Regions from separate parts of the Homo sapiens genome. Here region 2 is linked to region 1. Evidence: read pairs that join two places in POLR2A ChIA-PET (ENCODE). Cell type or tissue: PC-9. All regions are shown on one strand. Each heading gives the region's core, and the rest is flanking DNA. Links, peaks and the distances in the headings are about the cores only.

Region 1 (4,390 bases), core at 303-4,302:
TCCATCTTTGGTTCTAATGTAATGTATATTCCCTGTGGAGGAAATGGATTTCTCCAAATAACTGGATCCATAGTCATGTAATGCTAGTGGGGAAAATCGCCCCAGCTTAGATACTATCAAATGAATTCCAACATATTTGGGCTCTCCCATTATTTGTCTTCTCACCTGGCAGCCTGCCTCTCTTGGCAATGCTAGGGTTCCAGAATCAGGCCCTAAACTCAGCAAGGGCCTCCACGAGGGCCATATTACACCCTAAGATTCCCAGATGTCTATTTGGAACCACCTTTGACTTATGTCCTTACTTTGCCCCTGAAAGTGCATGGGGAGAAAGAAGAAATCGTTAAAACAGGGACAATCAATGTGGCCCTAAATGTTTTACTGTGGCCTATCAATAATTCATCATACCATCCCTGTTTCCAAGGCTTTACGGCAGTTTCTTCCCCTTGACACAGTTGACATTTTGGGCTGGATCATCTTTTTTTTTTTTTGAGACATTGTCTTGCTCTGTCACCTACGTTAGAGTGCAATGACACGATCTCGGCTCACTGCAACTTCTGCCTCCTGGGTTCAAGCGATCCTCCTGCCTCAGCCTCCCAAGTAGCTGGGATTACAAGCACCCACCACCACACCTGGCTACTTTTTGTATTTTTAGTAGAGACGGGGTTTCATCATGTTGCTCAGGCTGGTCTTGAACTCCTGATCTCAGGTGATCCATCCGCCTCGGCCTCCCAGAGTGCTGGGATTACAGGCGTGAGCCACCGCGCTCGGCCTGGATCATCATTTTTTTGTGGGGGACTGTCCTGTGTGGTTTAAGATGTTAAGCAGCATCCCCGACCTCTGCCCACTAGATGTTAATAGCAACCCCTTCCAGTTCCACTGTGACAATTGCAAATCTCCAGATATTGCCAAATGTTACTTGGGGAGCAAAATTGGCCCAGTTGAGAACCACGGGAATAAAGGAAGCAGAATTATCAGGATAAAACAGACAATTCACCTCTATCACAGCAGAGTTTTTTGTTTGTTTATTGTTTGTTTTCAGAGACAAGGTCTTGCTCTGTCACCCAGGCAGGAGTGTGGTGGTGTGATCCTCACTCAGGAGGTTGAGAAGCAGTGCCACTACAATTGTGCCACTACACTCCAGCCTTGGCAATGATCTTATCTCAAACAAGAAGAAGAGGAAGAGGAAGAAGAAGAGGAAGAAGAGGAAGGGGAGAGGGAGGGGGAAGGAGAGGGAGAAGGAGATGGAGACTCTGGGGCTCAAGGCATTCTCCTTCCTGAACCTCCCAAAGTACTGGGATTACAGGTGTGAGTCACTGAGTGTGTTAGGTTTCTCTAGAGGGACAGAACTATATATAGGAGTTTATTAAGTATTAAGTATATTAAGTATTATAGGAGTTTATTAAGTATTAACTCACATGATCACAAGGTCCTACAAAAGGCGGTCTGCAGGCTGAGGAGCAAGGAGAGGCAGTCCAAGTTCCAAAACTGAAGAACTTGGAGTCAGATATTCGAGGGCAGGAAGCATCCAGCATGGGAGAAAGTCGGCTGGGAGACTAGGCTAGTCTCTCTTTTCACATATTTCTGCTTGCTTATATTCTAGCTCTGCTGGCAGCTAATTAGCTTGTGTCCACTCAGGTTAAGGGTGGGTCTGCCTTTCCCAGCCCACTGACTCAAATGCTAATCTTCTTTGGCAACACCCTCACAGACACACCCAGGATCAACACTTTGTATCCTTCAATCCAATCAAGTTGACACTCAATATTAACCAACACACTGAGCCTGGCCAAAGCTGGACTAATTGTAAGATTTTTGTCTGGAACCTTGATTCAGGAGCAAGTGGCCCGAGGATGATGAAAACCATCAGACGTGGCCAGGCATGGTGGCTCATGCCTGTAATCCCAGCACTTTGGGAGGCTGAGATGGGTGGGCCATTTGAGGTCAGGAGTTTCAGACCAGCCTGGCCAACATGGTGAAACCCCATCTCTACTAAAAATACAAAAATTGGCCGGGCATGGTGGCTCACACCTGTAATCCCAGCACTTTGGGAGGCCAAGGCAAGTGGATCAGCTGAAGTCAGGAGTTCGAGACCAGCCTGACCAACATGGTAAAACCCCGTCTCTACTAAAAATATAAAAAATTAGTTGGGCATGGTGGCGAGAGCCTGTAGTCTCAGTTACTTAGGAGGCTGAGGCAGGAGAATTGCTTGAACCAGGAGATGGAGGTTGCAGTGAGCCGAGATCCTGCCACTGCACTCCAGCCTGGGCAACAGAGCAAGAGTCCATCTCAAACAAACAAACAAACAAACAAACAATCAATCAGAGGCGCTGACTACAGTGACGGCCATCTGGCTCTGACATTTGTTGTGCTTCCAGCTTCTTGCTATTTCAGGGGCTCTGGTCTTGATTCTTGCAGGTTCCCAAACCTGGTCCTACAGCTCCCCACCTCCTGTCTCTTTAGTGGTTTAGTGGGCACCCCCTCCCCTCTATCTTTCCAGTGAGTTATAATGTGCTTTGTTTAGGTAGGGCTGGTTTGTTTCCATCATTGGCAACAAGAGGGAGTTGGTCAAGGAGTCTAAGGAGTTGTCTGGAGAACCAAGAAAAAGATTTCCTGGAAGCCTAGAAAAAGTGTGTTTCCAGAAGAAAGATTCGTTAGGAGTTTCAAATGTCAGGGCTAAGTTAAGCAAGACAAGGACTGAAAGGTGTTCCTTAAATTTGTCTATGAAGAGGCCACTGCTGGGGAGGAGTGTGTCAGGTGGCAGTGGAGGGAGGACAGCAAGTGAAGAGGAGACTCTGGACACGTAGACAACACTCATGATGCAGCCTGACTGCTCGGAGAGAGGGCAAACAGGACTTGTGAGAAGCGCCATAGGCCCGGGGCTGAGCTTGGAATGGGTGGAGAACCTGCAACCTGCAGAATGTTTTTCTTTTTTTGTTTTTTTTGTGTCGGAGTCTTGCTCTGTCACCCAGGCTGGAGTGCAATGGTGTGATCTCAGCTCACTGAAACCTCTGCCTCGTGGGTTCAAGCGATTCTCCTGCCTCAGCCTCCTGAGTGTCTGGGATTACAGGTATGTGTGACCACGCCTGGCTACTTTTTGTATTTTTAGTAGAGACAGGTTTCACCATGTTGGCCAGGCTGGTCTTGAACTCCTGACCTCAGGTGATCTGCCCACCTCGGCCTCACAAAACTCTGGGATTACAGGCTTGAGCCACTACGCCCAGCCTTGCAGAATGTTTTTGGACTCCGAGGCAAGAGCCAGCAGAGGGACAAAGTAAAGGCACTCAATCACTGTTTGCTGACTCCAGCTCAATGGACTATGGTGAGTGAGGCTAGAAACATCTTCCAGAGAGAAGGAGCTGGGCTCACAAGGAGGCTAAAGGAGGGGAAGGAGGTGGGAGAGGCAGATGAGCACCGTGGAGGACTGAGCCGCTGTCAGAAGCTCAAAGGGCAGAGAACCCAGGATGAGTTTGTTGTGCCCAGCCTTGGGGGCTGCACATTCCAATATCTGTGCATTTGAGGGACCAAGGATACATTGTCACTGTCTGTAATTTCCAGACGCTGCCTGCAGGTGGGGGACAGGAGACCATGCAGTTTAGTTTTTTTTTGTTTGTTTGTTTTGTTTTTTTTTTTGAGACAGAGTCTCACTCTGTCGCCCAGGCTGGAGTGCAGTGGCGCAATCTCTGCTCACTGTAACCTTCGCCTCCCGGGTTCAAGCGATTCTTTTGCCTCAGTCTCCTGAGTAGCTGGGACTACAGGACCGTGCCACTATGCCCGGCTAATTTTTGTATTATTATTAGACACGGGCTTTCACCATATTGACCAGGCTGGTCTCGAACTCCTTACCTTGTGATCTGCCTGCCTCGACCTCCCAAAGTGCTGGGATTACAGGCGTGAGCTACTGCATCTGGCCGTTTTGTTTGTTTTGAGATAGCGTCTCGCTCTGTTACTCAGGCTGGAGTGCAGTGGCATGAACACAGCTCACTGCAGCCTCAATCTCCTGGGCTAAAGGGATCCTCTGACCTCAGCATCCTGAGTAGCTGGGACCACAGGTGTGTGCTACTGCACACCAGGCTAATTTTTTTTTTTTAATTTTGTTGTTGAGATGGGGATTTCACCGTGTTTCCCAGGCTGGTCTTGAACTCCTGGGCTCAAGTGATCCTCTCGCCTCGGCTTCCCCAAGTGTTGGAATTACAGGCATGAGCCACTTCACCTGGCCTCAGTTCAGATTTTTTGAATACCTACTGCATCCAAGGACCTAATGTGGCCACCAATATTCAACTCTGAGATACCTACCAGAAATTGAACTGGAAATTATTCTTGGTCTTCTGTATTTATTAATGCTTTCTGGTTTAAACATTCAGCACTAAGTGCTCGGTCTCGATCTCTTGACCTC
Region 2 (4,390 bases), core at 207-4,206, 220 kb after region 1:
GCTGGGTGTGGTGCTGCATGCCTGTAATCCCAGCTACTTGGGAGGCTGAGGCACGATAAATTGTTTGAACCTAGGGGGTGGAGGTTTCAGTGAGCTGAGATTGCACCACTGCACTCCAGCCAGAGCAAGACTCTGTCTCAAAAAAAAGAGAGACAAACTTTGTTCATTCTCCTCAACACCATCTGGAAGCATCAACTTCCAGGCTGAGATGGCTTGGATCTTATTGTGGAGATGCACTTGCCAAGTGTCTTAGTCAGCTTGGGCTGCTACCACAGAGTATCACAGGTTGGGTGGATTACACAACAAGCATTCATCACTCACAGCAGAGGCTAAGAAGTCCAAAGTCAAGTGTCAGCATGGTTGGGTTCTGGGGAGGGCTCTCTTCCTGGTCCCCAGATGGCCAGCTACATGTTGTGTCCTCACATGGCTGGGACAAAGAGGATGCACCAAACTTTGAGGGGTAGGGACCATTAGGGTCATCAACTAATTACCCATGTTTACCAAGAAAGCTTGTTATAAATTGGCTTCCTGGCTGGGCGTGGTGGCTCACGCCTGTAATCCCAGCACTTTGGGAGGCTGAGGCAAGTGAATCACCTGAGGTCAGGAGGTCGAGACCAGCCTAGCCAACAAGGAGAAAGCCCGTCTCTACTAAAAACGTAAAAATTAGCTGGGCGTGGTCGTGGGCATTTGTAATCCCAGCTACTCGGGAGGCTGAGGCAGGAGAATCACTCGAACCTGGGAGGCGGAGGTTGCAGTGAGCCGATACCGCACCACTGCACTCTAACCTGCCGACAAGAGCGAAACTATGTCTCAAAAAAAAAAAAAAAAAAAAGAGAGAAATTGTCTTCCCCTGCCTCCTGGGAGTGAAGGTGCTGATCTATGAACCTATGTCCCCAGCCCTCTGAGGGTGATGATTCAATACAAAGCCATTGGGGTTTTTCTACATCATTCTCTCTATGAGCTTGGATGTTACAAGGGTGGTCCATTCTTTTATTTATTTTTTATTTTTAATTTATTTTTATTATTTTTATTTATTTTTTTTTGGGACAGGGTCTTGCTCTGTTGCCCAGGCTGGAGTGCAGTGGCATGATCTTGGCTTACTGCAGCCTCAACCTCCTGAGCCCAGGCGATCCTCCCACCTCAGCCTCCTGAGTAGCTAGGACCACAGGTGCACGCCACCACACCTGCTTAAGCTGATCCATTCTTGCTGTGCTGGGTCACCCCCAGGTGACACTCAATGTCAATAAGTCGTGTTTTATTCCAACAACTACGCTTTGTTTTTCTGGATTGCTACTACAGCAAATCGTAGATTCCATTTCTTCAGCATATAAATGTGTAACAAGAACAAGTAGCATTCGGGCTCGGTGGCTCACACCTGTAATCCCAGCACTTTGTGAGGCTGAGGCAGGCAGATCACCTGAGGTCAGGAGTTCGAGACCAGCCTGACCAACATGGAGAACCCCTGTTTCTACTTAAAATACAAAATTAGCTGGGTGTGGTGGCACACTTTGGGAGGCTGAGGCGGGTGGATCACTGGAGTCCAGGAGCTCAAGACCAGCCTGGGCAACATAGCAAGACTCCATCTCTAAAAAAAAAATTAAGATTAACCAGGTGTGGTGGCACATACCTGTAGTCCCAGCTACATGGAGGCTGGGGTGAAAGGATCGCCTGAGCCCAGGAGGTCAAGGCTGCAGTGAGTGCACAGCCTGGGCAACGGAATGTGACCTTGTCTCAAAAAAAAAAAAATCACTGCATTATTTTAATAAAAACATGTATCTTATTGGCTGGGTGCAGTGGCTCATGCCTGTAATCCCAGCACTTTGGGAGGCCGAGGTGGGAGGATTGCTTGAGCTCAGGAATTCAAGGCCAGCCTGGTTAATATAGTGAGACATCTATACTACAATTCAAAACAACAATAAAAAAATTAGCTGGGCATGGTGGCACACACCTATAGTCTTAGCTACTCAGAGGGCTGAGGCGGAAGGAATGCTTGAGCCCAGAAGGTCAAGGCTAAAGTGAGCCCTGATGGTGCCATTGCACTTCACAGAGTGAAGAGTGGGTGACAGAGTGAGACCCTGTCTCAAAAAAAAGAAAAAAAAAAAAAAGATAGCTAGGAGACCAGCCCGGCCAACAACATGGTGAAACCCTGTCTCTAGGAAAATACAAAAATTAGCCGGGCATTGCGGCGGGTGCCTGTAATCCCAGCTACTCCGGAGGCTGAGGCAGGAGAATCGCTTGAACCGAGGAGAGGGAGGTTGTGGTGAGCCGAGATTGTGCCATTGCACTCCAGCCTGGGCAACAAAAGCAAAACTCCAATCTTAAAAAAAAGAAAAAAGATAGGTAGATAGATGTATCTGCAAATGATTCCTAGGAGCAGCCCAGGCCTAGAGAGTGAAACCACTCATAGTGACTCACATCAACAGGCCCTTTTGTCAGCGGGCATTTCCGTAATTAGAACTTGTGACCAACACATCCAACCACGAGGATATATCACAAGTACTTGTCTCCAGCGCTGGTTTCTTAGCAAAAAAACAACTTGTTAAATGTCAGGGCTTTGTGTTTTTGCCTTTGGGCTTTTGCCATGCCTGGTTATTGGGCACCTTCTGGTAATAAACAGTTGAAAGGAGCTGTTCCCATGTCTTATTTAATTCTCTCATTAAGCCTGTGGGCCAGAGGTTCTTATTGTTCATACCCCTGGATAAACACACTGAGTCCCAGGGAGGTAAAGTGCCTTGGCTGAGGGCCACCCAGGAGCTGGTGGTGCCTCAGCTGAACCCAAGTCCACAGACCGTGGAGTTCGCGCCCTCTCACTGTGGCACACGGGCCTGAGCCTCAGGAACACTGCAAAGTAGGTTGGCTTCCCCCTTACGGAGCCCCTATCCGGGACAGCCTCAATCCCTCAGGGCCCCTCTCGGTGCCTGCTTGGCTGACTGGGCAGCCCAGAGAGAACAGTGACCCAGAAAAGCAAGAGGAGAGTTTCCAGGAGGACAGAACACTGGTGCTATCAGGTGCCAGGAGCAGCGTGTGCCACGTGTGACCCTGCTCTGCTGTGGCTTTTTGGTACGTGCTGTGCCCTCAGCCTGGGCTGCCGTGGACTGGCCGTCCCTACCCCTCCAAGACTTAGCCCAAAATCTTACTTTTTTTTTTTTTCGAGATAGTTTCTCACTTGGTCCACCAGGCTGGAATGCAGTGGCACAATCTTGGCTCACTGCAACCTCCATCTCCCGGGCTCAAGCGATTCTCCTGCCTCAGGCTCCCAAGTAGCTGGGATTATAGGTGCCCGCCAGCATGCCTGGCTAATTTTTGTATTTTTAGTACAGATGGGGTTTTGTTACGTTGGCCAGGCTGGTCTCGAACTCCTAACCTCAGGTGATCCACCCGCCTCGGCCTCCCAAAGTGCTGGGATTACAGGAATGAGCCACTGCATCTGGTTTCCAAAATATTACTCTTTTCCCCAGAATGGAAATACAATTATTATTCAAAATATAAGAGTAATCTTAAAAAAATGTTTTAAAACGTTTTATATATACATGTAAAATTTATATGCACATTATATATATCAAATGTGTGAATATGTATTTTTGTGTTTATAAACACTTAAACTATGTAAATTTATATATAAAACTATAACATATGAACATGATATTATACTATGTATATGTTTGGTAACCCTCATTTTCACTCACTACAAAATAAATGTATTTTATATAGTAAGTATAGATTTACATAATTTTTTCAAGGTAAATAGTTAAAAAAAATAAAGCTAGTAAATGCTCATTGCAAAATAAATATTGCTAAAAAATATCAAGAAGAAAGTAAAACAGCACAAAAAGCCCTCCTTCTAACATTATTAACATTTGGCAAACATCCTTTTTTTTTTTTTTTTTTTTTTTGAGACGGATTCTCACTTTGTTGCCCAGGCTGGAGCGCACTGGGGAGATCTCAACTCACTGCAACCTCTGTCTCCCAGGCTCAGGTGATTCTCCTGCCTCAGCCTCCCCAGTAGCTGGGATTACAGGCACCCACCACCACATCCCAGCTAATTTTTTTTTTATATATATTTTAGTAGAGACGGGTTTCACCATGTTGGCCAGGCTGGTCTCCAACTCCTGACCTCAAATGATCCACCCACCTTGGCCTCCCAAAGTGTTGGGATTACAGGCGTGAGCCACCATGCCCGGCCCAAACATCCTTTTTTACACACATATACACCCATATTTTTATATAAATAGCTTCAAATTATATATACACTGCTTGGGACTTTTTAAAACATTTCAGCAAGATCTTGGGGACATCCTTCCATGATAATACGCATAGCATGAGATTGTTCTTTTTAATGACTACATAATATTTTATTGTGAGAGCATAACTTTATTGAACTTATGTATAA

Evidence for each region. Peaks named below come from ENCODE experiments on the same cell type or tissue, not always from the same donor. Only the 100,000 strongest peaks of a DNase experiment are listed, where the experiment ranks them.
Region 2: POLR2A ChIA-PET joins it to region 1 with 11 read pairs; 5 of 35 experiments call an interaction of 5 or more read pairs at or near these places.

The regions. Positions count from the first base shown.
Region 1 is chr17:68,012,392-68,016,781 of GRCh38, forward strand. No RefSeq gene overlaps it. Among named protein-coding and RNA genes, the nearest start is that of TRR-CCG2-1, 5.4 kb to the right of the region's middle. In PC-9, for the core only: a CTCF peak has its summit at 3,588; no DNase peak of the experiment used is centred there.
Region 2 is chr17:68,232,697-68,237,086 of GRCh38, forward strand. It overlaps a transcript of AMZ2 not described here. Among named protein-coding and RNA genes, the nearest start is that of AMZ2, 13 kb to the right of the region's middle. RefSeq lists an enhancer at 2,952-3,011. In PC-9, for the core only: no CTCF peak of the experiment used is centred there; a DNase peak (open chromatin) is centred at 2,435; H3K27ac peaks cover 1,169 bases.